Linked DNA regions of Homo sapiens: regions 1 and 3 are each linked to region 2. Evidence: chromatin loops called from intact Hi-C (ENCODE). Cell type or tissue: heart left ventricle. All regions are shown on one strand.

Region 1 (8,000 bases), 180 kb after region 2:
TTCGACAGGAATTAGCATCAACAGATGTCCACTACCAGTAGAGAGCATGAGACCCTTAGTCACTAGCTGAGAATGAAAGGTCTCCAAGCCAAAGCATATTTATAGGTGTGATGGTTGCAGCAGCTGTTTGTCATGGTTGCCAGGTGACGAGTTATAACAAATCCTTTTTTTTTTTTTTTAAGTTTGTCAATATGGAATGGTGACTTAGCAAACTTTCTGAAAAATATTGTTTGGCTTCAACTTCCATTTCTTATAAATTGAAAATAAAATAATGAGTAGTGTGAAATAATGTATACTTTCTGGAGGTATTATAACAGAAATCAAAACATCTTTGGAAATGATTATTGCACTATAAATTCATAAGGATGTGAAAAAGTTAAAACCTAACAAGAATGGTGTGTGTGTGTGTGTGTGTGTGAGAGAGAGAGAGAGAGAGAGAGAGAGAGAGGACAACACTGTCTGAAAATGTTCTCCAGCGGGGTGCAGTTGCCCTACAAAAACTTGAAAAGCAAAACCAAAAAGGGAGTCATTTTTCTCTGATATTTCATGTGAAGGTTGGATATTCGTCAGGGCCCAGTTCTGTTCTCTACTGGTATCACAAATGCTGGTGGGCCATGTGGGAACAGTGCCCGCAGGAGATACTCATGGATCCAGGGATCCCCAAGTCACACATTAAGGCTCAAGTTTTGCCCGCAGAAATCTCATATGAAATACCGATTTTCAGTTCCAGAAAGTCTTGGAATATATGAAGCATCTTTCTTTCTTTCTTCCTTTCTTTCCTTTCTTTCGTAGAGACAGGGTCTTGCCATGTTGTCTAGGCTGGTCATGAACTCTGGGGATCAAGGGATACTCCCGCCTTTGTCTCCCAAAGTGCTGGGATTACAGGTGTGAGCCACTGTGCCTGGCCCGTATTTCCTAATTAGCTAATTTTGAAGGCATTTTAACTGCCCATTTGCAAGAAAGAACAAAACAAAACTCTTCCCTATAGATGACAGTTGTTTTCTAGATTTTTAATAGGACTTTTTGTCTATTATTTTGTATATTTTTATACATATGAGGGAATGCATGCTAATTATTACCAACACGTAATGTATAGAAACATTCGGATAAGTGAATTAAAAACATGGTGCCACCAAATAACCACTGTTAATTATTTTTGATATTTTCTTCTTTGGATGTTTACTGTTTATATTCATTCAGTATTTTTATGTGCCTCATAGATGTCAAGCTCTGTTAGCTACTGAAGACAGAGCACTGTCCAAGAATTCCTTCATGGGATTTAAAGTCTCATAGGGAGTCAGTGTTACAAATGTCATAAATTAATTGCAATTCATAGTTGCCCTGAAAGAACGTTACCAGATGCGACGGTCGTGGTCGGTAACCAGGAGATCTGCTGTGTTTCAAGCCCTTTTCAGCCTCAGTTTTCTCTTGGGTAAAATGGAGATAACCCTGCCTTGCAGGGTATCGTAATGGGATGGGGTCCTAGGGGGATCATGTGGAGGACATTGGGACAGTGCGGGCAGAGTGCTTAACATAGTGCCTGGCACACAGGGAGAGCTTAGCAGATAGTTGCCATGGTCATGGTTATTATGGGCACGTGTTGTAATTGAAGTTTGTGAAGTTGGGTTCATGATTATGGAATCACTTTGTGGGTACTAATTTAGGAACAGCTGGAGGGGTTCAGAGAGAAAATAAGAATCTAGATGCCTTAGGACCAAGGAGTTTCACCTGGGAACCAAAGCCGCTTTTTAACTATTTTGATTTCTATTTGTGTAGCTTGGCATTTAGGGATCCATAATCCTGCCTGTGGCACTGCCCTAATGTGCTTCCCTACTCATCTTTGCAATGGTCCCCATGTTCCAATCCGGAGAGTGTTTTTTCTGTATCTCGCCCCACATTAGGAGCATTCCCAGTTCTATGCATTACTTCCCTATTCCATTGTGGATTCATTCTGTGACCTTGAACAAGATAGCTAATGTATCTGGGCCTCAACTTTCTCAATCTGTTGAACAGGAATAATAAACAGTAGTTCACTCACAGGTTGGTTGTAAGGATTGAAGTAAGTAGTAAGTTTATAAGATAGTAAGTTTATAAGATGCTGTTCACTACCTGACCCCTGGTGAGTGTTAGCTATTCTTTTTTATGGTGCCTGTAACCCCCTTTATTTGAATTGTTAACAAACTGCCTTTGCTTGATTTATTATATAACCTAATTGCATCTTTCCTTTCTACTACAAATTGCCACCTAAATAAAACTGTCATAGTAATCTGTGTAATCTTATAACTCTTTTTTAATAGTTACGTTTATTCATAATTTAAGATATTTTAAACAATTTTCCATTGCTCCCACTGAAACATGGGACACTTTATTTTGTTTTACAAATGCCAGAAACCAGCTTAAGGCACAAGGGAACTGGCTCCAATTATGGGGGATGTCCATGGGTGGATTTGCTTTGCACCTTGCCTTTTGGGCCCAACAGGACCCAAGAACTCAAACCTGACTATCAGGATTCATTCATATTCTCTCCCTGCCTCCCATATACTTTCTCCCTCCCTCTCTTTTTCCATCTACTCCAGGTTTCCTATCTCTGGTTGGTAATTATCTCCTCAAATCTAAAGCTCAAGAAATATGTGAAAATATTTTAGCTTTGATATATTAAAAATATAATTTTTTGCTTTCAAAAATAACTGAGTTGTAAAAACACTTTTAAGTTCATTAGTATATGCTAAAACATTGTCCTGTAAAATGTACAATAGTGAAAAGATCTTACATTTAACAAGCTCTCCTCATATATCCAATCCCCAACATAGTTTTCAAATTCATGTATCTCCAATAGCCCTAGATACAATTAAATGCCATTTTTTAAAGGTGAGTTTCATGTATCACCAGTGTGTGTAGGCTTTGCATCATTCTTGGGTCACATGTACACTTTAACTTATTGGTTACAGGCTGTGCCTTAGTCAACCCTCAGTCCCAGAGCCAGGAATGGTGACAGTTAATGTACATTCACTGCATATTTATTAAAACGAACAGAAGTTAAATGATAATGAGATAGTATTTCTTCTATGCCAAGATTCATTTTGTTGCAGCATTATTTTTTCTAGTGCTCAAAGATACTATTGGTGAAAGGGATGAAACAGGCTGCTAGCACATGTTCTGTCTTACAGAATTACAATCTATTTTTAAAGAGCACAAGAGTGTCCTATTTCTTAGTCTTACAGAACCCCCTAATGGAGAATACTGTGTGCTGCATTCTGAAACTGCCAGCCAAGTGCATTAGAAATTCCATTATGCAGGCATTAAACTACACAAAGACAAATCTTATAATATTTAAACATTGTTTTGATAACTATATTTTTTAAGGGAACAAAGGTACATGATAATTTAAAAGATACACATAAAAGTAAAATAAGTGAACTGCTTCACATCCCAGTTTGACTGAGTTATTTTGTTCATAACAAAACTCACCACTTTGTATCCTACAGTTGGCGGTTGAATCACTTAAAATCAGTTTGATCCTTTTAAGGTCTGCTTTTTTTTTTTTTTTTTTTTTTTTTTTTTTTTTGAGACAGAATCTCGCTCTGTTGCCCAGGCTGGAGTGCAGTGGCGCTATCTCGGCTCATTGCAGCCCCTGCCTCCTGGGTTCAAGTGATTCTCCTGCCTCAGCCTCCTGAGTAGCTGGGACTACAGGCGCATGCCACCAGGCCTGGCTAATTTTTGTACTTTTAGTAGCGATGGGGTTTCACCGTGTTGGGCAAGATGGTCTCGATCTCCTGATCTCATGATCTGCCCACCTCGGCCTCCCAAAGTGCTGGGATTATAGGCGTGAGCCACCACGCCCGGCCTAAGGTCTGCTTTTAAGACTTGTTAGGACCAGAGCCGCATTTAGTTTAGGACTGATTATTCTCTGCTACTGAGGCAAGACCCTTCTGAGTATTCTACCCATGTCTGTGAATTTTGAAGTTTTTCGGTCTAGTTGGTGGGACTAGGTGTCATTCTTGGCCAAAGACACTGTTCCTTCTAGTCCTTTCTGATGGCTCTTTCCTGGCCTCCGGGCTCCTCACACGCCTGTGCCAGCAAAGCCTCAGCTGAAGACTCCAGGAATCCCCCACATCAGACCTCTCCCTTTATCTCCCTCTGTACTGTGCTCTACTCTCTGGCACTGGGTCCTGCAAACTCTGGCCCCTTGGATCTCCTTTTTGGACCCTCAGCAATGTCTCCTCAACTCAGGGAGTTGCCAGGTGGTACCTGGGTTGCTGCCCCTGCTCCCAGGCCAGGAAACACTCAAGGCAGCGAGCTGGGTGATCACATAACTCCCTTATTGGTTTCTCATCCCTTAGGAGTCACTGTCCTTCCTTGCCTAATGCCCAGAGTTTTGAAAATCGTTGTTGCATAGATTTTCTTTGTTTCAGGTGGGTTGGGTATATCAGCTCCCTCTCACACCGTCTTGCCCAGAAGCAGAAGTCTCCCTCCTCTTTATTTGTAGGACAGGAATTCAGTGTTACTTTATCAAGGGTATTTCTCACAGTGACTCTTAAGGTAAGACACACCTGCCTCAGCATCATCTAGGACACCTGTTAAAATGCAGATTTCTGAGCCTCACCCAGGCCTGCTCCATCTCCATCTCTTCAGTAAGGCCCACACAGCTGCTGCTTAAACAGTGCCCTGGGTGTCTCACAACTACAGCTGCAGGAACTGCATGAAGGGCTTATTTGGCCAGACCTCCCAATGTATATGGTAAATTGTATTCTAATAGGGACAGGGAGGAAGAAAGAAGGGATGTTGGTTTGAAATTCTACTGAGAAGCCAAAGCTCCTTTCTGTGGACAAAGTGAGTTTGCTTATCTAAGGAGCCATCTTTCCATGTTTTATTCCCTTAGAGTTTCACTGGCAGGTAAAACCAGAAATTCTTCAGCTGCTGAAAAAGGACTTTGCCCTGGCTTAGGCTTCTTTGATAAAGAATTGCTTGATTGGAGAATGGCCTTCATCAAAACACCTGACTAGTTTTTCCGTAAGAAGGAAAACTTAACCAGATGGCATCTGCTGGGGCTTTTTTGGGAGTCATTTACAGTTACAGATCCTTGAGCAAAGCCCATTTGATAGATGGCATGGCCATGTAGAGGCTGGGGCTTGTAGTGACTTCTCCCTGGGAACTACTTGAACTGGACTGGCTACGAGGATGGAAAGTTGGGGATGATGGTCATCGGGGGTGACTCTTAAATGGTCTTTATCTTGTGGCTGGAGTGTGTGGTGAGTTCACTCCTTAGTGAAGGCAAGAGTGTGAGAGAAAGCTGGAAGGCTGGCGAGAGGGAGGGGAGATGGATAGAAAGATGAACCAAAGAACCTATTTCCTTTTGAACTTGGAAAGTGCATGGTCTCTCTGAAACTAAGGAGGAAATATTAATAAAGCTACTGGTAATGAATTTTCTCCCTTAGTTGAGCGTCAGTCACAGAAGACTTGTATTGTTTGTTTAGGAACTTAGTACAAACTCAAAATGTTTTGAAGCCTTAGGTATTTTCATTTCCTTTTATGTTAGTTGGGCCTTATGTTGCATGGTGATCAGTGCCAAGGATGGTGGGAAGACAGCTACACACCATGGAAAAGATCTGTTCCCCAAGCCTTGCCCAGCATTCACAGGAGATCTTTTTTCTAGTTATGTGTTTTCCAAATAAGGCTCTCTGGGAAAACCTAGAGTTTCATTACGTAGCAACTCAGCGTGTGTATGTGTGTGTGTGCAGATGACACCTGTGTTAAACATCAACCAACCACTAAGCGTAGATCTTGGTTTCTGCTGAGTATTTGGATTCTGCACATGAAGTGCTCTGTTTTCCTGGAAAGGGTTGGTCCTGCATGATGGCACGTTGGTATTGGTCAATCACACCTCATCTCTTCTGGTTCTAGGAAGGAGTGAGGAACATGAAATGCTCCTTCTCATTCTGAATTGCCATGTGGTCTCTTCAAAGAATATCATTGAATGTATTCACCCTTTGAAGAGGGCACACATTTTAAAGGATCAGAACTGTATTGGAAACCCAGAGTCCTGGCCTTGGGTCTTGGCTCTGCCTCATACTAGCTGCAAAAAGTTGGATTTCACGTTCCTCACCTATAAAATAAGGGAATTTGAAAAGTTGACATCAAATGTCCCGTCTCATGACAAATTATCTAATTCTGTATAACCTAAATTGAACTGTGGTGACATAAATTAATGGTAAACTCACTGGAAGACTATAGAAATGTGAGTTCCTATGGTACTCAGAATTAATCACTGGGCAATTTAAAACTATTGTTAAACTCCCAGGGAGCACCTGTTTTTGGTCCAGAAGAAAAGATGTGGAGTGACATCTTTTTTTCACCCTGGAACTTACATTTTCTTTTTAAATCATATATATTTCGATTAAATTTTATTCAGCCCAATCTGAACATTTATTTTTAATCTCAAACACTTATTACTCTTTACAAACCCATTTGGTTAGATATTATTTTCAGGTTGTACACAATGAATTTCTCATTTCTGTTTGTGATTATAACAATTCAAATATCAATTATAATTTATTGTGTTAATAAAAATGTAAGTAATGATGAAATTTATTGTCCCAAAAAACTATTATATGAAGCTTTTTAAAAGGGAAAAATGTAATATAATTAAGAGTGTTTTCTTATGACTATGGAAGATAGTCAAAGATTGCATATTTTTTTCTTTCTTTCCAGCAAATAGTGTTTATCTATAGACACAGAGGAATAGTGCTACCAGCATTCAAGTTTTTGATAACAGTATTTTCCACATTTAGTGTGATGCAAGACACAAAGGGGGAACTTAATAACTTTTTATTGAATAAATGAATAAATTAGTGGATAGATGGTGTCCACTTGAAGTCCCCTGTGGAAAATAGATAAGACCCTTCCTTAAATGCTAAAGAGAGTTTTTAGTTATTTCATAGTAATCTCTATAAAACACTTTAAGTTATATGAAGTCTTTGTTCTAACATTATCTCTATAGTGACAATTTAGTATTATACTAGGCTCTTTTACAATTTGGGGACATTTACTTAAGCAGTAATAAAAAATATGTAAACAAATATGGATATGGTGTCATTTCCAAGACATGAATCCTAAAGATGATATTAGAACAAAGTTCCAGCATCTGTACAAAGTACTATTCATTCAAAAAAATATTTTTTTGTCCTCGCGCAGTGGTTCATGCCTGTAATCCCAGCACTTTGGAAGGCCAAGGTGGGAGGATTGTTTGAGGCCAGGAGTTATGAACTGTTCATTTATTCCATCTTAATGTTTAAAAGAAAATAACAAATCCTTCCATTATAGCTTTTCATTGATTTTTGTTAGAATTATATTGGGCAAACAGTTCAAATGCATCCTTAAATAATTATTCAATATGCATAGAGAGCAGAAATTAAAATGTTTTCTGTCATCTTCATGGTCCCATTAAACTGAACAGTAGCTTAGCCTGTCTGTGCCAATTTGCAGCAAATCTATATTATTCTGAGAAAACAGACTGCATTTTAATAACCTTATATTTCCTTTGCCATATAGCTTTTGCTCTCTGGTGCAAAATCTTTTCCCACTAAGCAGATATCTGTGGCAAGATTTTGCCACAGATATCTGCTTCTTAGCTATGCACTTAGTATTTTAATAGATGTGGAATCATGGGGTATGCAAACCTGGTGCCAGATATGGTCCTGCTGAAAACAGATTTGCTCAGTGATTCAAGAGTGGGTAGAGTTAATGGATGCATAAACCATCCCCAAAAGTTCATTTCTTCTGACAGACAGGAAATCTACCTGCAGGAATAACATCAGCCTGGACAACTGGTAGCTCAGTGACTCTCCAGAGCATTAGTTGAGGCTGAAAGAACAAAGAGGAAGGAAAATGGTATACTTCCCCCCTTTTAAAATATGCTATTGCACTCATTTAAACTTGGATTAAAATTATTTTTATAAAAAGGAATTGTAATTTACAAATTGCCTTACTATTCAAAATATATT
Region 2 (8,000 bases):
CCTTGTGAACGGCTGGAGAAGAGGCGGACGAGCTTCCTAGAGGGGACCCTGAGGCGGAGCTTCCGGACAGGATCCGTGGTCCGGCAGAAGGTCGAGGAGGAGCAGATGCTGGACATGTGGATTAAGGAAGAAGTCTCCTCTGCTCGAGCCAGTATCATTGACAAGTGGAGGAAATTTCAGGGAATGAACCAGGAACAGGCCATGGCCAAGTACATGGCCTTGATCAAGGAGTGGCCTGGCTATGGCTCGACGCTGTTTGATGTGGAGGTGAGAACTGGCTGCCGTGTGTTGGGGTGGGCTGGGTGCTGGCATCTGAGAACATGGATCACGGCCAAGTTCATGTGGAGAGAAGACAAGATGGAGCATTTTGCTCTCTCAACCTCTTTTATTCGAGCCCCCAGAATTGTACCATTAACGCCTCCCTTCTCCTCACAGTTTCTCTTCTCCTGTGTAGTAAACACATCTGTAATATTAGGAATGAATGCAAAATTAAGATGTCATCTATTCTTCTACCCTTCCTTAGGGAAGCTATAGATCTAATTTTTTAAACACTGATAAAAATCTACATTTAAAAAAATGTTATAGCTGTATATACAAATTAGAAACTTTGGATATACTTGCATTTTACTTTGTTTTTTCTTTACAGCCATCTGTTTGAAAGGAAGAATGTCTATCTCGTAATGGAATTTAGCCATTGGCATCAACCCAGTACTGATTTTTGTTTTGTTTTAAGTAGACCGCTTATTGAAAAGAAATCTTACTAATTGTCTAGATGAGAGTTTGGCAAACTGGTCTGTGGGTCAGATCTTGCCTGCCTCCTTTTTTCTAAACAAAGTTTTATTGGAACACAGCCAAGCTCATTCCTTTAGATATATTCCCTGGCTGTTTTTGTACAGAGTTGAGTAGTTGTGACAGAGACCATGTGATCCACAAAGTCTAAAAATCTTTACTATGCAGCCCTTAACAGATAAGTGTGCCAGCTCATCGTCTAGATTAGCTTCCATTTTTTATGATCACAGTAATTCAGCGTATATCTGATGACTTTATATTGAGGCTGTATAAAATTCTAAATATTATAAATTCTAGAATCCGTGGGTGGCTTTTCATTAGGTGATGTTTTTGATTGGTTTGGTTGGTTCAATTATGCCTGTTTTTAAGTATAAAAAAATCAGGTGCTTTGTACAAAGCCATAATTCCATTTCTCCCTGACAAGGAATAGATAATAGCAGTTAAACTCTTGGCTTCCTGCAAAACGTGAGCTGTGAATTAGCATAGAAAGCTACTGGCTTGGCCGGGCGCGGTGGCTCATGCCTGTAATCCCAGCGCTTTGGGAGGCCAAGGCGGGCGGATCATGAGGTCAGGAGATCGAGACCATCCTGGCTAACACGGTGAAACCCCATCTCTGCAAAAAATTAGCTGGGCGTGGTGGCATGCACCTGTAATCCCAGCTACTCGAGAGGCTGAGACAGGAGAATCGCTTGAACTCAGGAGGTGGAGGTTGCAGTGAGCCAGGATCACGCCACTGCACTCCAGCCTGGGCGACAGAGTGAGACTCCGTCAAAAAAAAAAAGAAAAAAGAAAGCTACTGGCTTTTGCATGGAGGATGCAGAGAATGTCTGGTTATTAGGGATATAAACTAGAGACTCTTTTCAGCGTCTCCAATTTATAGCCCTCCTGCTTGTCCAGGTTTGGATCAGCCCTGTGTTGTTAGCCCCTTCATATGGGGTCTTATTTTCTTCCACCAATCTGTACAGGAAAGTCTACAGTTAAACTGGTAAAGTCCCTGTTCCCACTCTGCATATGGAAGGCCATTGCTGCTCCTTGTGAAGAGGAGCCAGAACTGCTCAGCATGCGTGATTTGGAGAATTTTCCTCTGTGATCCTAGATTTTGTATTTGAAGACTAACCATCCGCAAAGAGGATTGGAGGCAGAACTGGAGATATTAATACAAGAGTAGACTTGGCTTGGGTTGCAGGGAAGCTTCCTTAAGTCCCCCGGCCAAGCATGTACGTTTCCAGGCCACTTCCACGTAGCTAATCCAAACAGCTAGTAGAATAATGCTGAGAAGTGGAGAGTCAAAGCAAGATGTTAGACTCTGCCAGTTAGTGAGGTTTTCCCAAAAGCGTGAGATTAACTAGTTAGAAATCAAGATAGCCAGAGAGGTGCCATTTTTCATATTTCAGGCCCCTCCATGCATGCATGCACATCGAATATATTTAATCTTCTGCACAGAGGACTTCACTCAAAGCCTGTCTTATGGTTTAGATGCTTTCTGTTGCCAACCACTTCATGACTTAACTCTTCTGTTGACTCTTGCCCACCAGTGCAAGGAAGGTGGCTTCCCTCAGGAACTCTGGTTGGGTGTCAGCGCGGACGCCGTCTCCGTCTACAAGCGTGGAGAGGGAAGACCACTGGAAGTCTTCCAGTATGAACACATCCTCTCTTTTGGGGCACCCCTGGCGAATACGTATAAGATCGTGGTCGATGAGAGGGAGCTGCTCTTTGAAACCAGTGAGGTAAGAGGCAAAGCAAGTTCATCTTTTTATTCATGGTCTTGACAAAACAGAAAAACAGGACCCCATTTCCTCATGCCTTTGACCAGGTCATTTTCTTTGAATATTTTTCTTCAAAACACGAAAATACAGTGTGGTGGTCCCTTTCCAGCTGCCGGTTCCCTGCAGGCCAAAATCTGAGATCACCATATTTTTTTTGTATACTTTTGCAACAGAGGAATCTGGTTCCATTTTGCCAAGGAGTCTTACCCTTGGAGGAAAGGCAGAGAAAGGGAAGTGACATAGATGTCCCTGAAAAAGTATATTATTTGCAACAAAACCTTATGAAAATTAGTTAGCAATTATAGCGGTGTCACAGCTGTGAGACTCGGCTCTGGTGGCCTCTTGAGACCAGGAGGGAGCCGGGAGCATGACCATCCTGGGTGCAGCTCATTCTGGATTGTGAAACCACACACACTAAAAGGCCTCTAAATATATGTGCTACCAGCCTCCAAGTTTAAAAAATATAATACAAGAAGCTTATTGAGGCTTCCACAAAGGGAACAGCTAGCAAGTCAACGTGGTGAGTGGAGAGGAATCACCTGCTGCCTGGTTTGGAATGGAGAGGCATTGAGGAGGGCGTTCCAGCTGCTTGGAGGATGTGGCATTGTAGGTTCCCTAGGCTGATGGGGAGTCGTGCAGTGAGAGGGAAGAGGGTGGAGAGCCCTTGACTCAAGGGTCCCAGGTGCCAGGCTGCAGGATTTGGTGAGATCCAGTAGACAACAAGGAACCACTGTGGGATCTTTGATTGTGCATGGCATAACAGTGAATTTACAGACAGTGATCTCTGGGGTGGGACTGGAAGGGAAGAGAGCAAACAGGGATATGGAAGCCGGTTATGATGCCTGCACAGGGATCCAGGCCAGCTGTGAGAAGGGGTGGCAATGACGGGGACATCATGGGAGGGAGCTAATGGAGATCCCAGCTGGAGGAGGTGGCTGGTGTGGAGCAGAAGCTGGCCTGGCGTCTGGGGAGCTGGCCGCTCTCCCAGCCCCTGGGGCCTCAGTTATCTTGTTTCTTCAGCTGCTTCCTAAGGAGTTGACTAGAATTAGATGATCCAGTCTTTAAAGGCTGTAATTGTGGACTCTGTCATTTCACATTTATTTTAAGCGGGGATAGTAATCCCAGCACTGTTGACACCGAGTAACTTCAGCGTCCTCGGTTAGTTCTGGATTTTAATGTGCAAAGTCTGACAGTTTCCATCAAGCCAAGTTGGCACGTTTGTGCCACCAGGTGGTGCACATTGTATTTGGAAAAGCTGAGATTCCACCTTTCCCTGATGAGGAAGGTGAAAGTGGTTAAACTTCTGGCTTCCTGCAAAATGGGATCCGTCGATTAGCATGGAAGGCTACGGGAGGGTGCCCAGGGAATGTCTGGATTATTAGGCAGGGCCCTTTGCCTGGGGGAGACTTGTGACGCTGTGTCGGTTCTGCTTCCCCCTGGGCAGGTGGTGGATGTGGCCAAGCTCATGAAAGCCTACATCAGCATGATCGTGAAGAAGCGCTACAGCACGACACGCTCCGCCAGCAGCCAGGGCAGCTCCAGGTGAAGGCGGGACAGAGCCCACCTGTCTTTGCTACCTGAACGCACCACCCTCTGGCCTAGGCTGGCTCCAGTGTGCCATGCCCAGCCAAAACAAACACAGAGCTGCCCAGGCTTTCTGGAAGCTTCTGGTCTGAGGGAGGTGTCTCCGAGGATCCTTTTGCCTGCCGCCTTCATTGATCCTGTATTAAGCTGTCAACTTTAACAGTCTGCACAGTTTCCAAAGCTTTACTACTCTTAGAGGACACATGCCTTAAAAAAGGAGGGGAGGAACCACGCTGCCACCAAAGCAGCCGGAAGTGCCTTAACTTGTGGAACCAACACTAATCGACCGTAACTGTGCTACTGAAGGGAACTGCCTTTCCCCCTTCTGGGGGAGACTTAACAGAGCGTGGAAGGGGGGCATTCTCTGTCAATGATGCACTAACCTCCCAACCTGATTTCCCCGAATCTGAGGGAAGGTGAGGGAGTGGGAAGGGGGATGGAGAGCTCGAGGGGACAGTGTGTTTGAGCTGGAGTGCTGCGGGCAGCCTTTCTCATGGAATGACATGAATCAACTTTTTTCTTTGTTTCATCTTTTAAGTGTACGTGCTTGCCTGTTCGTGCATGTGTTCATAAACTCAACACTTTAATCATGGTTTCATGAGCATTAAAAAGCAAAGGGAAAAAGGATGTGTAATGGTGTACACAGTCTGTATATTTTAATAATGCAGAGCTATAGTCTCAATTGTTACTTTATAAGGTGGTTTTATTAACAAACCCAAATCCTGGATTTTCCTGTCTTTGCTGTATTTTGAAAAACACGTGTTGACTCCATTGTTTTACATGTAGCAAAGTCTGCCATCTGTGTCTGCTGTATTATAAACAGATAAGCAGCCTACAAGATAACTGTATTTATAAACCACTCTTCAACAGCTGGCTCCAGTGCTGGTTTTAGAACAAGAATGAAGTCATTTTGGAGTCTTTCATGTCTAAAAGATTTAAGTTAAAAACAAAGTGTTACTTGGAAGGTTAGCTTCTATCATTCTGGATAGATTACAGATATAATAACCATGTTGACTATGGGGGAGAGACGCTGCATTCCAGAAACGTCTTAACACTTGAGTGAATCTTCAAAGGACCCTGACATTAAATGCTGAGGCTTTAATACACACATATTTTATCCCAAGTTTATAATGGTGGTCTGAACAAGGCACCTGTAAATAAATCAGCATTTATGACCAGAAGAAAAATAATCTGGTCTTGGACTTTTTATTTTTATATGGAAAAGTTTTAAGGACTTGGGCCAACTAAGTCTACCCACACGAAAAAAGAAATTTGCCTTGTCCCTTTGTGTACAACCATGCAAAACTGTTTGTTGGCTCACAGAAGTTCTGACAATAAAAGATACTAGCTAACACGCTGTGTGTTTCCTTTATCAGAGGAGGCTCTAAAAACCATGGAGGGGAGGCTTATTTTTGTTTTGGCTTTTTGGTGGTTTTTTTTTTTTTTCTTTAGAGACAGAGTCTCACTCTGTTACCCAGGCTGGAGTACAGTGGCGTGATCTCGGCTCACTGCAGCCTCTGCCTCCTGGGTTCTAGCGATTCTCCTGCCTCAGCCTCCCAAGGAGTTGGGAGTACAGGCATGCATCACCACGCCTGGCTAGGTTTTGTATTTTTAGTAGAGATGGGGTTTCACCATGTTGGCCAGGCTGGTCTCGATCCACCTGCCTCAGCCTCCCAAAGTGCTGGGATTACAGGTGTGAGCTACCGCACCCGGCCGGCTTTTTGGTGTTAATGCTATGGTTTCAGTGTCTGGGCTTTGTGTTTGTTTCATGGACTTGCTCATCAGGTCTAAACACAGATCTGCAGCTGTCTCCACTGCTCTTGTAGACACTGAGTGTGACTTCAAGAAAGCAAAAGAAGGGACTGGTAAATGAAGTCACACACAGCTGAGGACTTGAAATGTGTTTATGTCAGACAGTCCCCTATGTCAGCCCCAAAGTGTGCCTGATCTTGCAACCCTGGATCCTAGAACCTGCCTGCACCTCCCTGTGGACCAGAACACACAGGTAGGCAGTTTGGTTGCCAATGTACCCAAACCACCAGGCCAGGCGTCTAGCATGAGCAAGCGCCACTTCTCTTGCAGACCACTGACTCCCACCCTCTGCTCATGCTCACGGATGGCTTCTTCCCATTCTGCAGGGATTGGGATGGAACCTGAAGCCAGGTGCTGCCTGAAGCCTGTGGCCCCGCCAGGCACCCAAGGAAAGCCGGCAAAGACTTGGATGTGTGTTGTCTTTGTTTTTATTTTAGGCTCAGAAAGAATTTGACAGAAGTCTTCTTTCTACTGCTCACCTCTCAGGATTCCCTCTGTGACTTAATTTACTCTGGAAGGCTGTCGCCCGCCCTCAATTATAGATGGGGAAATAGGCAAGGAAAGGCATGACTCAGATTGGGGGGGTTAGAGCAGCACCATAGTTAGAACATAGATTTACATGTGAGCCTTTACATGGCATAGTTGTGGTTTTGTTTTAGCCTTTTATTTAGAAATAATTACAGACTCAGAGAAAGTTGCAACAGAACGTACAGGGAGGCCTGCGTGCCCTTCAGTTTCCCCAGTGGTAGCATCCCCCATCACTGTAGAGCAGCATCACAGCTGACAAAGTACCGTTGAGCTTCCCCTAGCCACAGAACCTATTCCAATTTTACTGCTTTTACATGCACTCATTGGTGTGTGTGATGTCAGTTGCTTTCAACAAGGTCAGTGAAGTGCAGTCGTCCCTTGGTATCCAAGGGAGATTGGTTCCAGGACCCCCTCCCCCCACCCCTGAGGATACAAAATTCACAGATGCTCAAGTCCCTGCTATACAGTGGTATAATATTTGCATAGAACCTGCACACATCTTTCCTTACCCTTTAAATCATCTCCAGGTTACAGATACCTAGCACAACATAAATGCTGCATAAATAGCTGTTATACCGTGTGTGTCTGTGTTTTAAACATTGTTTATTTGAGACAGGGTCTCACTCTGTCACCAGGCTACAGTGCAGAGGCACAGTCACAGCTCATTGCAGCCTCAACCTCCTGGGCTCAAGCAGTCCTCCACCTCAGCCTCCCAAAGTGCTAGGATGACAGGTGTGAGCCACTGTGCCCCACCAAAAAAAGTTTTTTCAAATATTTTCTATCTGTGGTTGGATTCAGACCACATGAACACTGAGGGCTGACTGTAGTTTTGAATGTCTGTTACTGAGGAGGCACCAGCATAAAGTATTTTATCACTTCAGACGCTGACAATCTAGTATTTTTAATTTTTAAATCTTTTGAAAGCTAATACATATAGGTGATTTGTAAAAAAAAAAAAAAAAAAAAAAAAAAAAAAAAAAAAAAACAACTAGAAGTAAAATGTTACTTTTTTCCAGCTGTAGCCCTAATTACCCATTTTCCTTTCCCAGAAACAGCTATTTTTACTGTTTTATTGAATATTCTCTCAAAAATAATTTAAGCTGTCCAATCATTTACTCATACATACATATATATCCCCATCCTCATTTTTAATAGATGGAAACAAACTGTTGTAGCTTACTTTTTTCTCAGCATAGTATTTTAGCTCTAATCCTACATTAATACCTATAGAATTGCCTTATTCTTTTTGATGATTATATAGTACCTCAGATAGCTCTGTGGAAAAACAGGATAAGGCCATCTGTATTAGTCCATTCTCACACTGCTAGAAGGACATGCCTGAGACTGGGTAATTTATAAAGAAAAAGAAGTTGAATGGACTCAGTCTCACATGCCTGGGGAGGCCTCACAATCATGGTGGACAGCAAAGGAGGAGAAAAGGCACATCTTATATGGCAGCAGGCAAGAGAGCTTGCACAGGGGAACTCCCTTTTATAAAACCATTAGCTCTTCCGAGACATA
Region 3 (8,000 bases), 110 kb after region 2:
CTTTAATGCCAGCACTATGGGAGGCCGAGGCGGGCAGATCACCTGAGATCAGGAGTTCAAGACCAGCCTAGGCAACATGGTGAAACCCTGTCTCTACTAAAAACACAAAAATTAGCCAGGCATGGTGGCGGGCGCCTGTATTCCCAGCTACTTGGGAGGCTGAGGCAGGAGAATCAGTTGAACCCAGGAGGTGGAGGTTGCAGTGAGCCAAGATGGTGCCACTGTACTCCAGCCTGGGTGACAGAGCGAAGCTCCATCTCAAAAAAAATAAAATGAAACAAGAGGTGCGTATCGTATCCTAGTTGCTCTGTTGATGAGGGTGATACGTTTTTCAGACCCGTACCTGATTGCATATTCCTTTCACAGGCAACATGTTCTCCTTAAATTCAGATTTGTCAAGTCAAAACAGGAAACTAGGGGATCCAGGATTTTAGGTGGGTCTGGCAGCAGTGGACATTAGGTAACTTATCAATGATGTAATACTCAGAACTCCCTAAGCAAAAGATATTCAATGTTATATTTTCTTATAATTTATAATTTTTGTTGTTCAGGATCGTTTTTGACATTCCTTTAAGTTAATGTAATTTTATGACAATCTGATTGAACATGAGTTCAGTCACCCATTTTTCATTATTTTGGGGCTACTTCATCCTCGCTCGGTAGCTCACGCCTGTAATTCCAGCACTTTGGGAGGCTGAGGCGGGAGGATCACGAGGTCAGGAGATCGAGACCATCCTGGCTAACACAGTGAAACCCCGTCTCTACTAAAAATACACACAAAAAAATTAGCCGGGCGTGGCGGCGGGTGCCTGTAGTCCCAGCTCCGGAGGCTGAGGCAGGAGAATGGCGTGAACCTGGGAGGCGGAGCTTGTGGTGAGCCAAGATCACGCCACTGCACTCAAGCCTGGGCGACAGAGCGAGACTCTGTCTCCAAAAAAAAAAAGAAAAAAAAAAGGTGTTTCCTGTGGCAGTGCCTTGGGCCTACACAGCTGCTTGATAACAAATGAAAGGTAAAACTCTGATGGTTTTATCAGTGTTTTCAGATTCTCATAACCCCAGGTTTATTAGGTTTGATTAGTTAGCAGATCCTGAGTTATTATGGATTTGAAATGCGTGAAGTTCATTTATAAATATGGAAAATAACTCGGCTAGAATAATTGTTACCTAATAGCATGCTTGCGTCAATAAATTTAAATTATAAAAGAAAAAATGATTAGTAGTTAACATTTCTCTTAACTCATCCTATGCTGTGTTGCAGTTATATGAATACAAATTAAGATTTTGCAGGTGGTTAGAAATCTATTTCTCTTATTATTTATTTATCTATAGTCCCCAAACATTGTTACTTGTAGTCATATTTGCCTAGTAGCATTTATAAAATAACTTTAATTTTTCCCCAATTGTAAAGGTAATACAGTGCTAATTTAGGAAATCAAAAATAAAGGAAACTACACAGAAGAATACCCAAATCACTTAGAGACTCATCACCTAGAAATTAAACTCACTTTCCAATTTTTAGTTTATTTTGTTGCAGTCTTTTTGTAGAATGACATATGTGTTTGTTCATTCGTCCATCCTTTCAACAGAAATTTATTGAGTACCTTTATTGTCAGACCATCTTCTCAGCATTTGTGAAAGGGAAAAAATGTAAAAACAGGCCAAGTGTGGTGGCTCACGCTTGTATCCCCAGCACTTTGGGAGGCTGAGACAAGCAGATTGCCTGAGCTCAGGAATTTGAGACCAGCCTGGCCAACATGGTGAAACCCCGTCTCTACTAAAATACAGAAATGTAGCCGAGTGTGTTGGTTCACGCCTGTAGTCCCAGGTACTTGGGAGGCTGAGGCAGGAGAATTGCTTGAGCCTGGGAGATGGAGGTTGCAGTGAGCCCAGATTGCGCCACTGCACCCCAGCCTGGGTCACAGAGTGAGACTCTGTCTCAAAAATAAAAATAAATTAATAAATAGACAACCCTGTCCTTGTAGAGTTTATATTCTAGTTAGTGAGTCAGAAAATAATTACTGCAATATGATGTTAGATGGTGAAATGGGTTGAGTGGCAACTAAAGCAGAAGAGGGAGTAGGGAGTGGTGAGGGGCCAGGGAGAGTCCAGTTTGTAATGTGGCACTCAGGAAAGATGTTACTGGAGATTTTTGAACAAGAACTTGAAGGTGAGTTTGCAGATTGCGTCTGTATGAAGAGCTTTTAGGCGGCAGGAACAGGGAGTGCAAAGGCCCCAAGGCCCGGGCTTGTGTGAGGGTGACCATTGTGTTATACCAGTAAGTTTTGTTTTATTTTGTTATTCATGGTATGTAGCCATAGTGACTGGGATCAGTGGAATATTATGTAGCCAATAAAGATCATGTTGTAGAAGAATATATAGGGACACGAAAGATCATCCTTTATTGTTAATTTTGTATCAAAAATTGTAGATTTAAAGTAAGCGCAGTGAGGTATATGCGCAGTACATCATAATTGTATGTTGGTACATAAATGTAGTTATCTCAGGGTGAGGGGAATATAAGTGTTTTTTATTTTCTTGATTTTGTTCACCCTTATTACATTATTTTTCCTATAATGAACATTCTTTTATCAAGAGGGGAAACAAAAGACATTCAATGAAAAAGAGGGTGTGCCCGCAGGCAGGGTGAATGTGGGGAGGTGACAACCAGCACTCTGCAGGCAGCAGCACCTGGCATTTAGTTCACCTGAGTGCCCAGGGCTCCGGCTCCCAAGCTGCTGTGGAGAGGCAGGCGCTGGTTACAGGAGAGAGACTGGCACGGCCCAGTCATAGGAATCCAAGGTCAGGGACAAAGTCCAGAGAAACAAGCGAGGCTCAACGGAGAGGTTCCAGCCTCGGAAATGTCAGCATCATTCCAGGTGGGGGGCCCAGCCAGGCCGAGTGTCTTTTGACACAAAGTCTCACAGGATTGGGGTGAAGAAAAATGATTTATTTCCAAGGTCAGGTGAGATCAAAGTTCTTAAATTCTTGCTTTTTGAGGCTCAGAGGCAAGCTCAAAGGTTCAGCCTCCAGGTACAAGTGACAGGGTTGAATGCATATTCTGGTGACTTAGGTGTAAACCCAAAAATGTTTCAAGATTTGGAAACTCTTTGCATTATCCAGAATAAGATTTAAATCTTATCCTCATGGTCCGAACTGTAGTCTTTGGACAACAAGAGGGAATCTGAGAGAATATCGTGCTCTCTTTCAACAACCTATCCCTGGGTTCTGTCAGTGGGCAGGTCTGTCTGTCTGTCGGCCTACCTGTATATGTTCCTTAGGTACATGTTAGTGATCATATTGAATATACTGAATGATATTTGTAATATATATATAAGTTGTAAAACATAATAAAATGAATATACATGAACCTATTATCCAATCAGGACTGATACAGTTGCTCCCCCGCCCACCCCGTCCTGCTGCCTGCCAGAAGCAAGCATGGTCCTGAAGTTTGTGCTCCTCATTCATTTGCTTTTCAAAAAAAAGCCGCGCTTATATTTAAATGAAATATGAATATTCATACATTTAAACAAAATCTAAATATATTTAAACAAAATCTAATCTAAATATTTATATATTTAAACAAGGTATAAATGTTTATATATTCAAAGTATAGATATATATTTAAACAAAATATAAACATGTATATATTTAAACCAAGTATGAATATTTATATATTTAAATCACATATATGTATCCCTAAATAAAGTTTTTGTTTTTGAGGTGTATCAAAATGGTACCATATTTATGTGCTCTTCTAGGACTAGTGTTTTTTTTTCTTACACGTTTTTTAAAAAGATCAGTTGTGTTGCTGTGTATAGCTGTAGTTCATTCATATTTTGTGGCTGTACGATATTCCATCATGTGGACTATATCACAACTTATTTATCTGCTCTTTTTGCACTGACTTTGGATTTTTTTTTCCATAGTGTGCACTGTTTCTGTTTCTGAGTTTACGATATGGCAGTACAAATGGTCATTTAAAGGAAAAAGGTAGATGCCTAATGCTTAAAGTGAACAGTTCCCAAAGCCAGAATATTGTATATTTGAAAGGTTGTGTAAAATTTATACCAATACAAGGGCTGTGACACCTAGCATGGAAATATTCTTGTGAGTTCTTGGGAGGTTTTTTTGTCTTTAGTCTGTGCATGCTCAGCCCTGTTCTAGGGCTGGCTGCCACTAGAGGGGGTGTGAGCGATGGGACATCTGTTTCAGAGAAGCTAAGAATAGTTTGGCTACTGCAGAACCCAGCCGTGTGGCTCCAAAGTGTGATTAGTACCTACACATTCCAGCAGGGCAAAAGCATTAACGTTGTTCTAGTTACAAGAAGAAAGTCCGATGAAAGGTGACTTCTATACCTGTACCTGTGTGCACAGGTGTGCATGGATACTCATATGTTTTAGAGTAGTAGGGGGAGTGAAAAAAATTAACAGGGACTAACTAAGAGAAGTGATTGAAGGATAGATCAATGGAGAATATGACAGAGAAAGTGGGGGTGGGCAGGAAATTCACAAATGAATGACATGAATCAATGACAAATGGTTGTGTTTTTTAGTTGACAAACAAGCTAAGCATCTGTGAGGTCTCTAAGAACTAAATGGTACTTTGAGTTCATGACCCTTTTACTGTTTGTTTCTATCCACTGTCTTATATAAAATCTTTTGAATGTTGTTTATCTTGTGCTCTCCAAAGTCTTTCCTTCCCTCCTTGCTCTTTGACTTAGTCTTTTGACTTAGTATTTTCCTTTTCTTGAGGACTCCAGATCATCTTGAATTGTGAATCCTAGAAAATAACTTAATTTGCAAGTGATTGTGTGGAAAGAGGGGGTATTAGTGAGTTGTTGGCTCCCAGGCATAAATTAACCTGTTAAATACTGAGGGCAAAGGTTCCTGCTTGTTAGAAGAGTGTACAAGAGCAGTAGCTGCTAAAGAACGTCTTCCACACCATTGTGTGTTTGGGGCAGGCTGAATAGTCCCATCCACACCAAAGAAGTCCATACCGTAACTCAGAACCTGTGAATACATGACCTCAGATGGCAGGAGGGACTTTGCAGATGGGATCAAGGATCTTGAGATGGGTGGATGATCCTGGAGTATCCAGGTGGCCCCATGTCATCACAAAGGTTCTTTTAGGAAGGAGGCAGGTCAAAGAGAGACAATGCGAGGCTGCAGGCTGTGACTATGGAGCTAGGGACCATGAGTGAAGGAAAACAGGTGGCCTCTAGAAGCTGGAAGAAGCCAGGAGACACCATCTCCCCGAGAGCCTCTGAAAGGAATGCATCCCAGCTGACCCAGATTAGAGTCTGGCCACCAGAACTGCAAGATGATGGATTTTTGTGGTGTTCAGACACTAAATTTGTAATTTGTTACAGCAGGAATAGGAAACTAATCTAGTATTTCTTATGATGTGAAAGAACCAGCTTTGATTTGGAAATGTAGAGGGCAGTTTTTCCAACTCATGTCTCCATCTATGAAAGAATGAAGTTTGACCCTGATTTGTGGGAGAGCTTATCCTGAAACAAGGAGGGCTAGAGTGACATGGGGTGGTAACATTTTTGGGAGGGAGCCAAGAATGGGCCTGGGAGAATGTCCTTACTGGGCAAGTAGAAATAAGAAGGTTTGATGAAAAATGAACCAACATGGCCAAGGTAGTCAAGAAGAGTCATGAAGATGCCATGCTTGGAAGCCAGGGAAAAAGAGTGTTTTAAGGAGTCAGCATTAACTGGGTTCTAAGAGCACCAGGGAAAGTCACTGGATTGTATAAAAATGTTTTTGGAGGCCTTTATCAACAGTTCTCCATGTTTTTTTGTTTATATGTGTGGAGGAGGAGGGGAAGGAGCTTTTTAGGAGTGAAAAACCAAATTCAAGGGCCTGAGGATGAGATGAGGGCTGAGAAAATGGAGGTAGGTAGTGTGAATCACAGTTTGGAAAATATTGCTGGTAAATGAATGGAGAAAAATGAAACAGTGACCGGGAAAAGAGTAGCATGGCTTTTGTTGTTATTTTTAAAAATTGTGATAAAATGCATATAACATAAAATTTACCCTGAGTGACATTTTGTACATTTACAAGGTGGTGCAACCATCACCACTGTCTAGTTCCAGAACATTTCCATCACCCCAAAAGGAATTCTGTAACCATTAAGCAGTCAATTCCCGTATCCTCCTCCCTGCGGCTCCTGACAACCACTGCTTCCCCCTCTATGGATTTGCCCTATTCTGGATATTTCATATAAATGGAATCATGCAACATATGAATTAGCATAATATCTTCAAGGTTGATTCATGTTACAGCTCTTATCAGCACTACATTCCTTTCCATGGCTGAATACTATTCCATCATTTGGATAGACCACATTTTGCTTTGTCATCAGTTGACGGACATTCAGGTTGTTCCCGTCTTTTGATTATTCTGAGTAGGGAGCAGCTCGGTTTTATTTTGTTTGGTTTTGTTTTCAAAATAGTGAGAGCTGACTCTGTAGGTGAAGGGGAAGAAGCATGCAGCAGGGCTGGATGGCTTTTGTCCACCAGGCAGTGTTTTCTGCATGCAGCCTGGCAGCTTGCAGTAGAGTCTGATCTGCCACAAGGGGGCAGAGTTATGTCTGGGGGACAGGTGGACTGGCAGATGATGGGCGTGGCTCATCATCCATAAATATTGGAAAATTGACGATAGCATTAAGTAACTGCAGATGCTGTAATGGCAGCTGGGGAAGTTGAATTCTAGGCACCATCAGTACCTCCAGCAGTGAGAGCATTGCTTCTAAGGGAGGAACCCAAGAATGTGCCCTTAATTTGACATTTAAATCATATTTCCTTTAACGCTTTTTTTTTTTTAAATTTTAAAGAGGAGGGACTATGCAGAAGGAAGGAAGTCGACATTATTATTTAGAGGTATTTGGCAAAAAGAGGAAAAGATACATGGTGTAGTATCCTCACTGGGGTGTCATGGTGTAGTATCCTCACTGGGGTGTATTGCATTATTACTCACGTGCTGTTTATTAGTTCTGTTGAAGGTTATTCTTACTTGTGCCTGTTTTTAATACCTGAACAACTGGGAGAGAGGACTTATAATCCTGCAGTCATTTGGCTTGTATTCTTGGAGAGTATTTTTAAACTATAACATTCAGAGCCATCTCATGTCACTTTAACGCCCGAGCAGTACTTTCACTATTTACTTCTCCTGGACTACAGACCTCAGATTTTGCATCATATTTTCACGAACACAGAAAATACATGTTCTAGATTGTTTTTGATGTTTTCCTTATTTTGGGGGGCCAGTTATTACAATCTTTATTAAAATGAGTGATATTTTCAATCATGACTCAGGAGTCATCTGCTGTGGCACGAAAACTGAATTCCATAGCTTATTAAGCTGAACATCCTCAAGTCAGAACTGCTGTTTATGTTGAATAAATTGCACATTTAAATACTTTTGTTCCCCTGGGGCTAAGTTTGGATGAAATAATCTTGCTTCCAAGGGATTTTAATGGATGTATCATGCTTGGAATATATAATGAAGACTCAGTAATTGAGAGAATGTCTAAATGGAACAGAAACTTTATTTTTAAATTGAGAAATAGGCCTGAAACTGATCTAGGGGGTCAAAGTAGGACTATCCCAAGTTTTTATTAAACAGGAATAGAAAAGCCCACCTTTCTCCACAGTTTTACTTATATTAATATATGAGCGGTTCAATAAATACATAGGTGATTGAGATGGACCATTTCTACTTCCCTAGTGGAAATAGGGGGGGAAGTGATCCCAGTTTGAGGAGTTTGTTTGTGCTCTCTGTGTAGAGCACTTAGAAAGTTAGCTACACATTGCTTATAAATTCGTCTTGTTCTTTGATGAAGGCATGACAGTCCTCCAACAGTGAAGGAATACACAGCTTGTAATAAATGAATTTCCTCAAGCTGGTTAGAATATGGGATCGATAATTTTATCAGTATCAGAAAGGTAGCTAAATTCAAGAGAAAGCTTTTCCTCTAAATACTGCCAACTG

What was found. A loop is a pair of places that touch in the nucleus more often than their neighbours do. Peaks named below come from ENCODE experiments on the same cell type or tissue, not always from the same donor. Only the 100,000 strongest peaks of a DNase experiment are listed, where the experiment ranks them.
Region 1: it touches region 2 in a loop (11-fold over the local background); 63 of 110 quality-filtered maps call a loop at or near these places.
Region 3: it touches region 2 in a loop (12-fold over the local background); 29 of 110 quality-filtered maps call a loop at or near these places.

Annotation. Positions count from the first base shown.
Region 1 is chr5:16,484,648-16,492,647 of GRCh38, reverse strand. The region is part of intron 3 of RETREG1 (reticulophagy regulator 1); the gene reads left to right. Among named protein-coding and RNA genes, the nearest start is that of ZNF622, 23 kb to the right of the region's middle. In heart left ventricle, a CTCF peak has its summit at 3,253; no DNase peak of the experiment used is centred here; H3K27ac peaks cover 2,429 bases.
Region 2 is chr5:16,662,793-16,670,792 of GRCh38, reverse strand. It overlaps MYO10 (myosin X), which reads left to right. Exons shown (of 41, transcript NM_012334.3): 39 at 1-267; 40 at 2,325-2,516; 41 at 4,000-8,000. The coding sequence ends at 4,101. Among named protein-coding and RNA genes, the nearest start is that of RETREG1, 50 kb to the right of the region's middle. In heart left ventricle, a CTCF peak has its summit at 3,769; DNase peaks (open chromatin) are centred at 3,472 and 4,058; H3K27ac peaks cover 650 bases.
Region 3 is chr5:16,549,108-16,557,107 of GRCh38, reverse strand. The region is part of intron 3 of RETREG1 (reticulophagy regulator 1); the gene reads left to right. Among named protein-coding and RNA genes, the nearest start is that of RETREG1-AS1, 63 kb to the left of the region's middle. RefSeq lists a silencer at 4,094-4,388. In heart left ventricle, CTCF peaks have their summits at 4,176 and 6,576 (motif pointing right); a DNase peak (open chromatin) is centred at 4,197; H3K27ac peaks cover 1,955 bases.